Linked DNA regions of Homo sapiens: region 2 is linked to region 1. The links are chromatin loops, found by intact Hi-C in ENCODE. Cell type or tissue: endothelial cell of umbilical vein. All regions are shown on one strand.

Evidence for each region. Peaks named below come from ENCODE experiments on the same cell type or tissue, not always from the same donor. Only the 100,000 strongest peaks of a DNase experiment are listed, where the experiment ranks them.
Region 2: a loop joins it to region 1, with 6 times the contacts of the local background. A loop is called at or near these places in 2 of 110 quality-filtered maps.

Annotation. Positions count from the first base shown.
Region 1 is chr4:144,351,788-144,359,787 of GRCh38, forward strand. The region is part of intron 2 of LOC105377462 (a long non-coding RNA gene); the gene reads right to left. Among named protein-coding and RNA genes, the nearest start is that of GYPA, 220 kb to the left of the region's middle. RefSeq lists an enhancer at 3,874-5,780 and a silencer at 4,657-4,726. In endothelial cell of umbilical vein, no CTCF peak of the experiment used is centred here; a DNase peak (open chromatin) is centred at 4,754; H3K27ac peaks cover 231 bases.
Region 2 is chr4:144,575,743-144,583,742 of GRCh38, forward strand. No RefSeq gene overlaps it. Among named protein-coding and RNA genes, the nearest start is that of HHIP-AS1, 66 kb to the right of the region's middle. In endothelial cell of umbilical vein, no CTCF peak of the experiment used is centred here; DNase peaks (open chromatin) are centred at 3,979, 4,099, 6,989, 7,199 and 2 weaker places; H3K27ac peaks cover 5,481 bases.

The DNA.
Region 1 (8,000 bases):
TGTTTTTTTTGACTACCATCAAGATCATCCCACCAAAAAACTGTTTCCTCTTTGGCGTCATCATGCTTGCCCAACTTTTAATACCTTTCATTTGAATTGTGGCTTTGAATAAAGTATCTACTGTGTCATGTCATCTTAATCTTTGACAAAGAATAAAAACCCACAATTATTAATGCTGTAACTTTAACGCAGGCTTCTAATTTTGGTACCTGGTGGTAGCATTTTTTTTGTTTAGAAAAATATTTTTTCTTTTGTAGAAAAGAATAAAAACTGTAAAAGGTATTGAGTTAACATTTCTTAATATATAAAAAACAGTCCCATTTTAACATTCCTCCTCTACCCTTTATTGCTAGCCTTGGAAAGCAAGGTGGGGAGGGGCATATTCAGGTCTTAACCTCCCTAGCATTTGAGGGCAATTAACAGGTGGATAAGAAATTTATTTTTCTTAGTACAGTTATATGTCTGGAATTTATTTAGTGGTTTTAAGTGAGACTAGAAAACAGGATTGCAAATAGGGTGGGAAAAATAAGCCAGAAAAACCAAGATAATTTCCAGTTGAATTATGACCTCAACTGGGTTCTGGAGAATGGAATTTTCATAATTCACAATCTTATATTGGCTACTTCTGGAGACATGGGGCTGAGGGCAATATCCTTTGTAGAATCCCTGTTCTATTTCCTGCGCTGTTTGTCTGTAGCCTGTATTCCTGCTTCACTAATTGATTGTTTTTTATATGCTAGCTTCCTAAAAGGAATTAAGGTGGCTTCCATTACTAAGGAAAGAAATACTTGTACCATGACACTAGCCTAAGAATAATTAAGGCAGTTAAGCAGAAATGTAAATTTTCACCTTCCCAGCTGTCACTGAAAACATGTTTACCCATGTAGTGAAAATAACTAAGAGTAAAAATTTAAACAAACTCTGGAAGAGCAATTGCTAAAAGAAAACAGAGTCAGACCATAGAAAGTCTGATGCAAACAAGAGGAACAGTGACAATACATAGTTGCTACTCCAAACCAACAGAGGAAAGAATTATGCTACAAGAAAAAAGAAAGGATTCCAATAAGAGATAAGTTAACACAACTGGAAATGAATGCTCTCTATGAATAAGCCCTCCCTGAAAATGTTTCTGGATGCAATATTCATTCCTGGCACAGGAAGTAACCAAATGTCACCCAAATGATCTGGAAATTAATGTCACCTCCTAGTATATTCTTTATTTTCAAGGAAACAATATACCCTCAGATTTATTCTGCCTAGAAAATCCACTTCAGAAAATGAGACAAGGGAGTAAAAGGTAAATATGCACAAGCAGCTTCACTGCCTAGGTCTGACTGAGTCAGGGTGGATTGCAGATAGAAAGAGCAAGAAGTGCCACTTTGCACATTTTCTGTCTTTTCTGTCTGCTTGATGCTGCTGCCAGTTAATGTTAGAGGAGCAGGACTCCCGTTTGGAGCTGCTTCCCTTGGACTTTGGTGGGTCCACCCCTCACAAGCACAGCTGGCAGGCACTGTTTGGCATTGGTCTTCATAGAGCAGCCCATCAAACCTGTTTGCAAATTCCACCAGGGGACAGAGTGGCTTTTCAAACTGTCAACTCCCTTGGCTTTGAGCTCTAACACTCCGTCTGCAACATCATTCTCTGCTAAGTGGAAGACATGCAGACAGGATGACATGTCCCAACACAGGTCTGGTGTCCCAGAACTGCTCTGATGGCATGCTATTTCCGCACAATGAGAACACATGGGCCTTTGTGCAGTGTGCATCTGGAAAACTTCCCAGAGCATGCATCTGCCCTCTGATTTACACCTTGCAGAATAAGGCTGACCGGTGGGAAAGCGACCGAATCTATAAGCAGTGGGTGGGCTGTGTTCCCTCCCCCTACCCCTACCTCCTTCTTATTCTGAGAAACAATCGTGGGTGTTCCTATCTCCCCAAAACTCCCTGCCCTGAAAAAGAAAGGGAAAAAGCTGCTTCCTGGCTGAATAAAGCTGAAACACCTGTGTGCCAGAAATACACAGATGTAGACGGGCACAGCATTGGTGCAGATCCATCTGCCCAGCGTGCTTCACTTGGTGGTTAGAGTGGTATCCAATTAGGATGGGAAACCCACACCAGAAGAAAGATTCCTTTGGTCCTCATTATCCTCATTCCCTTACAATTCTTCTCACATTTCTCTCTCTCACTAATGCTTTACCCGAGGATGAATATACAATGCCAAAAACAACCCTTGCTTAAAAAGCCCTGAAAGGCAATTCTATTTCAGGTGGTATCTTCCCTTCATCATTATTCATCCTGCCTTTTTACTTTGGGCTAGAAGGACAAATGGAAAGAAAAACAATACAATAGTCAGTGCAAACTGAACCTTTGTCAGAAAATGTGTGTCTTTTATGTTACAGCTGTGAACTGCTCATGTGAAATGTGTGCTGAGTGTCATTCATTCCAAAAATATTTATTAAATACTAACATGCCTGGTTTTGTGTTAAGTCCTGGAGGTATGGCACCTGGCAAAATGGCCTCACCAGAACTCACTGATGAATGCAGTAAAAAATACCTGCATCGTGTATTGCAAAAACAATGTAACATTTAATATCATTGCCGTTTTTATTCTCCTGCTTTTATCTATAGCATTATTTATTTTTCTCTCATATAGGGCAATTTCCACAGAGAACATATTGAGTCTAAATTGCTCAGTACAGTGTCTATCATGGTGCAGGCAACAAGCAGCTGGTCTGGGAGAATAAGATATTCAGAGTTGGATGCTTTCATAGCCGTTTAAGCTGTGGGTATTACCCAAATGAACTTTCTATACAGCTTTGGAAAATGGACTGGAGTATGGAAGTATCTGGGTGTGGGGAAGAGACAGAAGTTATTCATCAGGATCTCAAATAGATCGATTTTTGGACAACAATTGTCTGTTAGGGTTTTTTTTTTATCCTTTTAATTTTGAGATAATATTAGGCTCATAGGAGTGTTGCTAGATAGTACAGAGAGTTCCTGTAGGCCTTTCACTCTGCTTCTCCTAATATTAACATCATATATAACCACGGTACATTGATCTAAACTAAGAAATTAACATTGATACAATACTATTAACTAAATGACACACTGTATTAAAATTTCAGTAGTTTTTCCACTAATGTCCTCTTTCCATCCTAAGATCTAATCCAGGAGGTCACATGGAATTTAGGTTTTGCTTGGTGTTAATTGAGCTATTTCTCTACTCTCGATGTCCTATTGATATGATATCACCATTTTTGAAAAGAAGTTCTCACCTTCGAATCTGTAAAATGCTAGAAAGGAGATAGGAAAGAAGGTAAAGTGGGAAACAATGGGAAAATTTTCTTTTATTTTTTAATTTTCAATCTACCTGCAGGGAGAACAGCATGACTTAGGAACATGGTTTTTCTGACCCTCCCTATCTTTTTAGCCCTGAGAAAATAAAAGATCAAGTACTCTCTTTAGAAGATAACCTTGTAAATCTCTAACGGCTCAACAGCCATTTAGTCTGATGCAGCCCTGGATTGCTATTTCCATTTCACAGATGGGGAAAATGAAGCCCTGCCCTGCTGAATGATTGTTTAGGATCACAAAGCCCTGACTTACCTATAATAAAACTAAGACTAAGACTTACAAGGGGAATGGGGGAATCCAGCTCAGCCCTGAAGTCTCTCTCAGTGGTTAACCCTTATTATAAGAAATGGCATTTATTTGTCAGGATATAAGAACAATGTTTTTACAAGGAAAAGTTTGGAGCAATAACCGAAAATAAAGTCCCTTAGTACATCTGGGGGAATGGGGAAGCATTCTATATTACTCTAGCAATGAACTCTGGCTACTGCTGAGCTAAACTCTAAGTTGCAATTAGTTTAAGCTGCAAACATCAAGCACCAAAGGAATGCTGGGCTTTCATAGGTGCAATGTTTTCAAGCCAGTGACTTTATACTATGGAGGCATATTCTGAAAAGGCTGGCAGCATTCTAGACCCAGGAACCTGAGCTACAGACATCAAAGGGATTCACTTCTTAATTCTGGACATTTGTAAAGTCCACCAGAAGCAAACATGCTGGAACTTCAACAGCAGGTATTACACTGACTGTAAAAATCATCCATCTTAGTCAAAATTACAAACAGGTCTCCTTGTCTCCCTCCTCCCCACTCCATCCATCCCTTTCCCTCACGGTAAAAGAATCAACATGAAGCAAAATGTGTTCATTCCTCTGTACCAGTAACGATGCTGCCAGGGAGGGGGACTACTCCCTGGATCAAAGAGGCCTCTCTCACAGGGCAGTGTGTGGTGAAGGAACATTACTCCACAGCCCCTCTCATTCCCTTTCCCTCTCTCTTGCTTTTTCTTTCTTTCAACATTAGGCATTCTTTTATAGTTTCAAATTAACATTAAAGTACAATAACAGTGATTCATGGCTGTGATAAACAAAAAAATAGGGATACCTTCACAATAAAACTCTGTAAAATGCACAAACTGACACGTTTTAAATGACTCTTTAGTAACAGGGGAGAAAAAAAGCATATGAGGTAAATCCTTCACTGAGTAACTCACCAGGGAGACTGGTAAAAATAAATTGCACAGCTCTAATTTTCCTAGCAGCTTCCATGCTATTCTTTGAAACTGAGTACGAACCCCTTGGCCTAATCCCAAGAGCCGATCTATAGTAAATAGTGCACACTTAAGCCTAAGTTCCTTTTTAGCACCATTCAGACAGTGACTTCAGCCGCAGAGCTTAGTCATAGCAGACATTTTTGTGGTGAAAGCATTAAACCCACATGCAGCTCTCTTTCTGTGGCCACTGGGGGTCATGCTCCCTTCCCATTAGCTGAATAAATCATAAAGTCGGCTCAGACCACCCAAGGAGTGCGACCAGCAAGCCACAGGCGATGCCTACAGCCGGTTATTTCTTTTCAGAATCTACAGGGGGAAAAAAGCAGAAAAAGAAAAACAAGAAAAAAAAATACACTGCAAAACAGACTGCCTGTAGGAAATCATTTGAGTTTTTAAAAATGTGATCTCTTTGAGAGTAACCCAGTGTTTTCTTGTTTACTTATTTATTTTTTAGTTAAAATCAGGGAGCCTGATTTAAGAAGAAAAGTAGCCATTGAAAAAATAAAGTCACATGCATGCCTTTTGTCATATGCTGGAGTTTGCTGACCAAAAAAAGAAAAAAAAAATCTTCTCTGTGGATTTTAAATTAAGGAAGGCCACCCTGTGTGGCCAGGCTCTTCAGGTGGTTCCGATAAGACACAATGCAGATGCAACTGGGGGGCCCTGCATCCGGCTAGCTTACGTAGCCAAACGGGATTTAACGAGGAAGCAAACGTGTTGTCTAATGTTCCCTGTGTCAAATGATTCACTCCGCCCAGGAAAGGGATGGGGTCCTGGAGGAAGATCTGCAAGTCACAAGTTCCCATCAATCAGTAAATAAGATAAGAAATAGGAATTTTAAACATAACTATTAGCAGGCAACTGCTATCACATCCACACACTGCAGCTCATTATGTTAAATAGTCTCTTCGGGGAGTGTAGTGCGGGGGAGAGGAGCAGAAGGGGGCAGAGTGGTGAGAAAGAAGAATTTTTTTTTACATGCATTTTTAAAAACTGTGCTTTATTTTAGATAAGTCTGTAGATGTGCTGTAATTTTAAATAACTGTAGAAGTCTAACAGGCAACTAAAATTGTGACACCCCCTCACAACCCCATAACTATTACCCTACCTCCAAGTAAAGTCTAGCCAGAAAGAAAGTATATTTGAGGTGGGTTCCAGTGATTTCCTCAGGACTCTGGGACAGGTAGCTGTTAGGATCTTGAAGGAATTTGAAGCTGAGTGGTGATCCCTTTTGTGTCCATGAACAGTCTCCCTAGTGTGTATTTGATAAACTTCAGTATGTGATCTTGTAAACTGGTTATTTAGGAAGCACTCAAATTAACACACTATATTTACCCTTTGTTTAACTTCAGAACAATGTAGGCAATTTCTTTACCAGTGTCCACACAAAGCTCTGCCTAAAATCTTTAAAGCCCTCATCTGCAGTGACCCCCTTGCTGCTCAAGAAAGGACAGCCCCTCGGTCTACACTGGGGCATATTACATGGTGATTTTGAGACTCTTGCCCACCAGGGAGGAGGGCCGGTTCACTTATATCAGTTACATTTGTGACTTAATATGGTGAGTTGTAAGGTCACCCTCAATCAAAGCCATCTTGTATTGAAGCAATTTTAACTGTCAACAGCCTATGTCTTAAAAATCTCACGAGAAGACAAGTGAATCCACCTGTTGATAACCTACAGCCCATTATGAATTTGCTAATTAAAATTTCCATTTGCTAGATTACACAACTTTAACTGTGTAATAAAAAGCTGCTTCCAAGGTAAACCAAAAGCATTGTAAACAAAACCCCTCAACCACGAGGTTTCACTCATCCTTGTGATGACTTTCATTTCTGTTTTATTCATGAATATATTTTCCACATCATTGAGAGCATAAAGCATTCTTAAGTAGATGCTTTGAACCATCCTTCCTGAGTCAGAGTGCTTGGAAGAATTAGACCAACTGCTGCATCGTGTCTAGCTGCTTATCTGTGATCCACCCCACTTCTGGAAATAGGGACATGTCCCCTATGGACACAACATAGATAAAATGGCCTGTGCCTGCATTTATGGGGTCTGTGTTGCAGAAGAAAGTAAACAATTCCAAAGAAAATAGTCCAGAAGAAATAGAAATGCTACTAAAAACAGATGAGATTTAAGAAATAAATGCCTTTCTTTATGAATAAGCATCAGTAGCTTGTGAGGTTAGCTCTTAGGCTGTGTGATTTGCAACTTTCCTTTGGTCAGCCTCTGCCAGAATTGATTTTCTTTAGTGTTGTTGAAAGTGTGTGTGCACATACTAAGGGACATGAGTATAAACTATACCATTTGGATGCACACAGATTGGGAATTTTTACTCTTATAGGAAATAAGGTAAAAAAAAAGAAGTCAGATGTTGGAACTTTGAGTTACGAAGATTAAGATAGTAGGATTGAAAGGGATTACTTTACTTTGTAAACAATACTGTTTTAAAAACAACTTACTCCAGCTCAACCTGACTACATTTCCCAAGATAGGATGAGGGGAGCATTACTCTCTCTCTGTTCTCCAATTAGATTCCATTCTCTTCAGTGCTCTCTGCCCAGGTGTCTCCTTCCATTTTTCCTTTGCCATCTCGCTGAAGTTTATCTGTCCTCTCTCAGCAGGGTTGAACTCTGTCTTGAGATAAGCAGCTACTCTAATATTAGTTATAGACGACATGAAGACTCTAGGTTCACCATAAAATCATTCTTTCCTAGACTAAAGCCTAAAATTAATGAGCATTATACATTCTTTTTTTTGAGATGGAGTCTCACTCTGTTGCCCAGGCTGGAGTTCAGTGGCGCGATCTTGACTCATTGCGACCTCTGCCTCCCAGGTTCAGGGTTCAAGTGATTCTCCTGCCTCAGCCTCTGGAGTAGCTGGGATTACAGGCACAGACCACCACGCCTGGCTAATTTTTGTATTTTTAGTAGAGACGGGGTTTCGCCACATTGTCTAGGGTGGTCTAGAACTCCTGACCTCAAGTGATCCACCCCTCTTGGCCTCCCAAAGTGCTGGGATTACATGTGTGAGCCACCGCGCCTTGCCAGCCATACTTTCTTAACTTGAATTACTATCCCTCATCCCATCACTCCCCAAAGCATTTATCAGGTAACTGTTTTTGGTCCACACATAATTTCTCCTTATATTGAGAACCTACTAGGTGCCTGGTACTGTCAGAGGTAGCAGGCATAATATTTAAAACAAAACAAAACAAAACAAAAAAGCAGCGACCTTTGAAGTTTTGAATCCCAGTTCAACACCTACCAGCTGTGTAACCTTGGATGAGATTCTTAACCTTTTAGTGACTCAGTTGTCTTATCTATAAATGAGTAATAATGGTACCTCAATATATATTAGCTATTACTATGTATTAGAG
Region 2 (8,000 bases), 220 kb after region 1:
GCAGGGAGTTTATTTAGACTGTGAGACACTTAACAGAGCTTAGCACAGTAAGCATGACTTGCCATACACGCTTCATCAGGGGATCACTGGCCAGCATGCAGTTATATTTACTAAAAAATTTATTGTAACGGGGATACATCAACCCTAGAGAGAATTTGAGAATGCTATGCTATATTTTGCAGCCAAACATGTATCATATATGCCTGAACATTTCTATATTACTTTGATAACACAGCTCTGCATGCCTATCAAATGTTTGATTAAAGCTGACTACAGTGCAAATTATCTAATGCTCTTTTTGTGAACTCTCAATAGTGTTTCATCTTAACCATATGGCTACTGATGTGGCAGTTAATGTATGGTTTCCATCAGGCTTTATAGAACTAGATATTCTGTACCTGGAATTAGGAACGTACTACATTTTCCTATAATCTGCTCTCAACAATTTTCAAGGGAAAAGAAATAATAAGGTCGTGTCGTTCATACTAAAGTTACAGCCCTGCTTAAACAAGCAAATAAACAAATAGATCTCAAATGCCCATTTCAAATACTGTGCCACATACATTTTATATTATCTTTACAAGGCTCATCTACATAAATTTAAATAATTGTTGGGCCATATTGCAACATACATTCAAATTCAATGTCAAGTAGTAAATCCATGAAATGCTAAGATGTTTAAAACATTTTTTGTAAATGATCACATCTCTGCTTAGAAGTAGAACAGCGACACTGAAAATGCTGGTGATAAGGCTTGATTTAACAAAGGGATCTGGAACAGGAGTGCAGAGACCTGGGTTCTACTTTCCTCTTTGTCACAAATTTGCTTCTTGATCCAGGGCTTTGGGTTCCTGTTCTCAGATAATTATGGGAGGGGAGAGACATGTAACGTTTTGTATTCATTAGAACTACTTATGTTGCAAGGACAGAAACTACTTAAGCTCAAAAAATATTTAAAGGACGGGGATTTTCTGACATGCAGATTGTGAGAGTCCAAAGTAAGGCAGGCTTTGGGGTGGCCTCTGCCTCCATCTAGATGACCCCATTAGAGACCAGATTCTCTCCTTCTCTCCACACTGGAGGTTGGCACCAACCTCAGCCATCCACATTCATGGTCACCAGATGCTGCTGACATCTGAGGATGCACATTCAGAGATAATGTGTTTGCCTTACATTTTAAGCAAAGTACTTGCATGTGTACTCTGATTAGACAGACAGGGACTGCTACCCCAGAAGCATCTCAGCTGTGTGAGAGAGGCATCTACCCCTAAAAATCTGCCATTTGTTAGCAAGAAATATAAAGAAATTGATTCTAAGTAGACAATCAACAAATGTCTAGTTTGTAACAAGTGGGAGGTTTTGTTTTTGTTTTTTTGGGTTTGTTCCCCCAGTTTTATTTTCTACTGTTCTAAATTCTATGGACCCCATAAGTTTTTACATTTAAACAACAAGCATTTACTTAGAATCTAAATCATGGTTTCTGCCCCACCTCCAGGCAGATTTTAGACTGGTTAAAGGAACGGTTATTTCAATAACAAAAGGAGAGTGCTATGATTTGAATGTTTGTCCCCTCCAAAACTTACCTTGAAACTTAATCCTCAATGTGATGTATTGAGAGGTGGGGCCTTTAAGAGATGGGGCCTTTAAGAGGCAGAGCCCTCATGAATGTATTAATCCATCCATAGATCAACGGCATAATGACTTAATGGGCTATCTGGAGGTGGTACTAGTAGCTGTAAGAAAAGTAAGAGAGGCCTGAGCTGGCACTCTCAGTCCCTCCCCATGTGATGCCCTGTGGCTCCTTGGGACTCTGTGGAGAGTCCTCACCAATAACAAGGCCCTCACCAGCCACCCAGTAACTTGAGAGGCTGAGATGGAAGGAGACCACCTCAGAAAAAAAAAAAGCCCTCACCTCACAAGACTATCCCTCTCAACCTTGCACTTCCCACCCTCCAGAACGGTAGGAATTAAATTTTGTTTCTTTATAAATTATCCAGCTTCAGGTATTCTGCTTTGAGCAACCAAAACTAGATTAAGACAGAAAGACTCGATGAAAATAAATAAATCAGAAACAAATAGGTGTGGGGAAGATATTGTTGATGAAATATGGGGAGAGGTATAAGTCAGTGACCTGAAAAACATGGAGAAAGAAGATAGACAACAGGCTCAGTGGGGAAAGGGGGCAGAAGACGATGTACGGAAGGGGTTGGGGTCAGATTGTGAAGTGCCTTGTGTACAAGTGTGGGGAGTTTGAAATTGATCAATGGAAATCAGGTATAAATATGTTCAGATTTGTTTGGAGAAGCGGACTCCATGGTTGTGGTTTTCAAAAGCCTGTAAGTATAACTTATGGACATTAATATAGGTGGCCTAATTACAGTAACTCTGAGCCCTCCATTACTGCAGAATCTCAGTCCTCTCTGTCTCCGACGTATGTGCATCCTTCAAAGCCTCTCTAGTGTTTTTCTGAGGTTTCAACATTGAACCTGTTGCACTGCAGATTGTCAACTGCAGTTACCAGGAGCACTGGTCATATTCTCCTTCCCAGCTCTTGCTTCTGTATGTCCTTATTCACTGTCCAAGAAGCCACTTCAGGAAACTTCATTATCAATGATGCTAGCTCACCTATCAAGAAAGGGAACTGCTGGTCTGCAGGGCTCTGGAGTGGTGCTGGGTTCCATGCAAGGGACTTAGAAGGGTTGTTGCCTTAATTCTTGTCACCAGGGCTCTAAAACCATTGTTTGTGCCCCAAAATGGACAAAGTGAGACTCATAAAAATGCTTTCTTCAATCTCTGTCTGTTTAATCATGGATGTTCAATTTTTTTTCAAGGGACATGGTAGGATCCAAACATGGTAACTTCATCTCCCTCATCTTCCTCAAAAGTCTATGCACACACAAAATTTGCTCCTTCTGCTCCAGCAACAAAGCCATATTGAGATACAAGCAGAGATAAAGGGAGAAGGAGATTGGCCCTTTACACTGCCAGGCTGGGGTCTCTGACATTTTCACATAATGATTTACCATTTATGTTCAATCCAGTGCCTGACACATCAAAGGACTTGAGTGTTGTTCATTGGATAAATGCACATGCAAACCATGTAAAGAATACACTGGTGACAGAAGAGAATAGTGATTCAGAGGCTAACTATTGTTGTCTTAGGAGCACTAAACTAAGATACCAGCAGATGAGGGTAACTTTGAGAAACATTTCTGAGATGGAATCATCGGATATTTGCAAATGGCTTCTCCTCTTACACTTTTCAAAAAGAATAACGGAGAAAAACATAGGTGCAGGCCAGGCATGGTGGCTCACGCCTGTAATCCGAGCACTTTGGGAGGCTGAGGCGGGCAGATCAGCTGAGGTCAGGAGTTCAAGACCAGCCTGACCAACATGGAGAAACCCCATCTCTACTAAAAATACAAAATTAGCTGGGCATGGAGGCGCATGCCTGTAATCCCAGCTACTCGGGAGGCTGAGGCAGGAGGATCACTTGAACCTGGGAGGCAGAGGTTGCGGTGAGCCAAGATTGCACCATTGCACTCCAGCCTGGGCAACAAGAGTGAGACTCCATCTCAAGAAAAAAAAAAAAAGAAACCAACAAATGTCCAGTACAGGTTTTCTTTTACTAATGCTGACCTTCTATTGTACAACCTTAAGTTCCTTGGTTCTCACTAAATATATGCCAAACACAGAGCTATTATCATTGATACCCTCCATCAGGACAGTTGGAGACTCAGGAGATTCTAGAAATCCTAGAAAATCTTCAGAAAAAGCAAAGGTCCAAGTACCTGAAACAGAGCCAATAAGAAGGATCAAGATTTCCTGTGTGGAGGCATTACTCATGGGAAATTTTAGGGGCTAGGTTATATAGAAGGAAGAGTTCAGGATGCAGGAAGTGAGCATGTATGAGAAGAAATATCAAGAAAAATACTAATAGCTAAGGAGGGATGCTTGGGTAGATGATCTAGCTAGGTTTAAATAATAATGACAATAAAAATAGTAAAAACAAAACAATTACTACCTCTTATTGAATTCAAATATGTGCCAGACAATATATCATCTGCTTTATATATGATACTATATTTATTTCTCATAACTAGGATGTGAGTCAGGCATTCTTATGTGTCTTAGTGATAAGAACAGAGACTGAGAAAGATGAAGAATTTTGTCCAAAGATGATTTCAAAACAAGGCTTTTTGACTTCAAAATATGATCCTCTCTGTGAAATTTTTATCTTCATGCTTCAGATGCCAAGAAAATTTAAATTGCTATTGGTGTAGAAAAACAAAACATCACTAAATGCTACTATCCCTTGTCAACCAATCAACTCAAAGTAATTTACAGGGTATAATCTTATTTGATCCTGATATATATATATATTATATTTTATATATACTTTTATATATATATTTTATATATACTTTTCTTATTTTCCATATGCTCTTCTGTCATAAAATTCTTTAAAAAAAAGAAAAAAGATTACTTGGAATATAATAAGTGCTTTCATTATACTTGTTCCCAATTCAGAAAGATAAGCCTTGCCTGCCTGTTGACCCTGAGTTTTCAAACTCAGTGGCAAAGGAGTTGATACATGAATTTAATTATGAATTATTTCCTTTTTGACAACCAAATCTTATGCAGTTTAAAAAATCCTCTATACTATTCAAATATTCCTTGGAAATATAAGAGGCTACTTAATACAGAAATTTGAAACTAAATGTTAGAGAAATGTACTAGTAGCAGTAATAGTCTTGGCAGTCAATGAGAATGAAAGAATCAAGAGTTTCTCCCTTCAGACATCAGATCTCACTTCAGATGTCAGATCTGTGTCATGACTCTGAATTGAAGAACTTGTAGATTACAATCAACAAGGTAAATGTAAGCAATGTAAACAGACACACATGATTTGATGGACTGCAAGACTGAGATCACAAATTCCTTATTAATTATATGTTGAAACTGATACGGGAGAGAGACAGGGAAACGCTGGGTAGAGAAAGGCGGGGTTCCTGCCGAGGGTTCCACCCTGGGGCTTGTGCCCACAGACCTAGGTGAGGACAGGCACTCCTGTTTCTGTGCCCAAATGTTGCATTTTCCAAGATTACCCTGGCCTACCATGCCCCCCGCATCCCGGACCTATAAAAACACTGATACCATAGCAGGCACACACAAAAGCGGCTGGACGTGGAGAGGAACACAGCCACAGAAGAATACACAGACACCGGCAGTCCATCCACTGCGCAACAACACAGACGCCCAGGGAAATTTGTCGAGGGCAGTCGGAGGAGAGCCCTGCCCCTGAGCAGCCCAACTCCAGCGGAAGACCACCTTCCCACTCCATCCCCCTTTTGGCTCCCCATCCATCTGCTGAGAGCTACTTCCACCACTCAATAAAAAACCTTGCACCCATCCTCCAAGCCCACATGTGATCCGATTTTTCCGGTACACTAAGGCAAGAACCCGGGAAACAGAAACCCCACTGTCCTTGTGATAAGACAGAAGGTCTAATTGAGCTGATTAACACAACCCGCCTGAGGATGGCCAAGCTGAAAGAGCACACTATAATACACGCCCACTGGGGCTTCAGGAGCTATAAACACTCAACCCTAGATGCTGCCGTGTTGTCAGAGCACAAGCTCCCCACGACCTGCCCGTCTGCATGCTCCCCCTAGGGGTTTGAGATGTGGGACCCTGAAGAAATGATTTACACCCCATTGTATGCCCTGTGAAGGGGATAAGGGAACTTTTCCCATTTCAAAACTAACAGTCTACTTCTGGGAGAGTAAAAAGTGAACAGTTTATTAATTTTGGGAAAAGGTACTTCATTGATCCATCTCTTTTTTTTCTCAAGCATAAATCACCTTCAGTTTTCTGAATCACCATTGCCTCCAAATTAAGATTCAAAAGCGGGTGAAGAGGCTGGAAGGTACCTAGAACCCTTGAATGTGGGCCAAAAGCCAGACACAGAGGGGTGTGAACCCAGTACATACTCAACTTCTTTACACCTAGGTGAGCTGAGACTCTGGAAATGTGGCAGAACACTGGAGCATGTGACTTTGGATCAAATAAGTTCTCAGAAATTTATTTGGATTTGCAATCATTACAGAAAGAGGAATTTCTAAGGACTTGGGGACCCACTTGAACAGGGTGAGCCCTTACAGAATTGTGTAAAACTAAATTTTCATCAGTGTTCTCTGGGGGACTCTCAGAAAGACTGCAATCCTCTGGATGCCTGCATTTTCTTCCATGCATTTCAAGACACCTGGAATAGATATTCTTTAAAAAGGAAAAAAAAGGGTCAAGGTTGAAACAAAGCCCTTAAAGCATCTGTGCACCCCTGGAATTCCCAAGGATTCAGAATGATCCTGTTGTGATCTGGAGACTCCATAAGTGTCGTTAAGCTGGGCAATTTGGACCCACTACAAAGAAAACTCAGTGGTCCAGTCCTCAGACTCTCAGACTTTGGGGTGGGCCCACTGATTACCTCCCAATCAAAATGTCCATTCTGTATTCCTGGATGCCATTTTCATGCCTCACCTTAATGTACAATGAAAGGCATTTAGTTATGGCTCCATTCCAAGGAAGAGGCCTTATTAACTTGCTGCCCAAGTCCAAGTTAGAAATGCACATATATATTCCCAAATGGGAATACCTGTGTAACTTTGAATCAAAGAGCAAATTTCACGGTAGCAAAGCCGAGGGCCGACTTTTAGCTTCATCTTCTAGAAAACTATCCAGCCATGTACATCAGCTAGAGTTTTAAAGCCAAACAAATACTGAAGGAAAAACGAAGAATTTTAAAGGAGAATGAAACAACCACAACAGGACAAATAATCCTGAATCACAAATGAGAACACTCCCATTGGCAGAGACACAAAGGTAATATTTTCACTAGAATGAATAGTCCTAGAAAAATTTATTCTCCAATATCAGACACAACCAGGCCTTTTCCTTCCATATGAGACATGAATGTCTCCTTTTTCCACTTCATCGTTTTCAGTTATCCAAACAAAATTTTAGCAGCAGAAAAAATAATGAATTTAGTCTGTTTAGGTCCAGTATTTCCTCGTTAATGTATTAACTCCCTGGCAGTAGTCAAACCATGCACTCTTCCTCCGGAATATTTCTTTCTCTTTTATCACCTTTAGAATTTCAGTGTCACTGAATAACTTCTATTTAATTTTGTCCCAGTGCAAGAAGCAGACACCTTAAGAGCACGTTAATTTCATCGTGACTGAAACTTTGGGAGACCTTGTATACCACAGAGGCAGACTGCTGTTTAAAACTTTCTTTTTTTTAATGTGTGTCAGAGCACTTTAACTTCAACCACTCTGCTAAGAGGCTGTTGTTTTAGTTCAAAGTGTACACAAAGGAGAGGATCACCACGTATGAACTAATATTTGCTTAACTGTCTTCATTTCCTCATTGCCCTGCAATTCAAGTGCTCTGTATTCCTTTTTTCAGCAGTCATAGCATTAAGTGAAGAAAAATTGTGTTGCTCGTAAGCCCAGCATATGCCAAAGAGTCTAGTATTTGCTCTAGTGTTTCTCACAACCATGTGTTAAATGATACTTTACTTTCATAGCTAAGTGAGGCAATGTGGGGTGAGATTAAAGGAGCAAGCCTGCACAATGTGCACATGTACCCTAAAACTTAAAGTATAAAAAAAAAAAAAAAAAAAAGGAGCAAGCGGCAAAGGATAGAGTGTGGCCTGGAAGGTTAGCTCAGGTAAGGTCTCTCCCACCGAGTTGCTACTCCATATTCCAGAAGCTAGAGTGTCCATTTCTCCTCCCTTAGGTAATTATTTTGAAAATTAATGACTGCCACCCTGAGTGGTAAGATTAAAGTAACTTAAATAGAAAACCAATACCAACAAAAGAAAGAGACAGAGATAGAGACAGAGAGGGTGGGAAAGAGAGAAGTGGGGAGAAGAATAAAAGGAGGGAAAGGGAGGGGAGGTGAAAGAAAAGATAGAAAAATTGTCCCTTTCAGAAGAA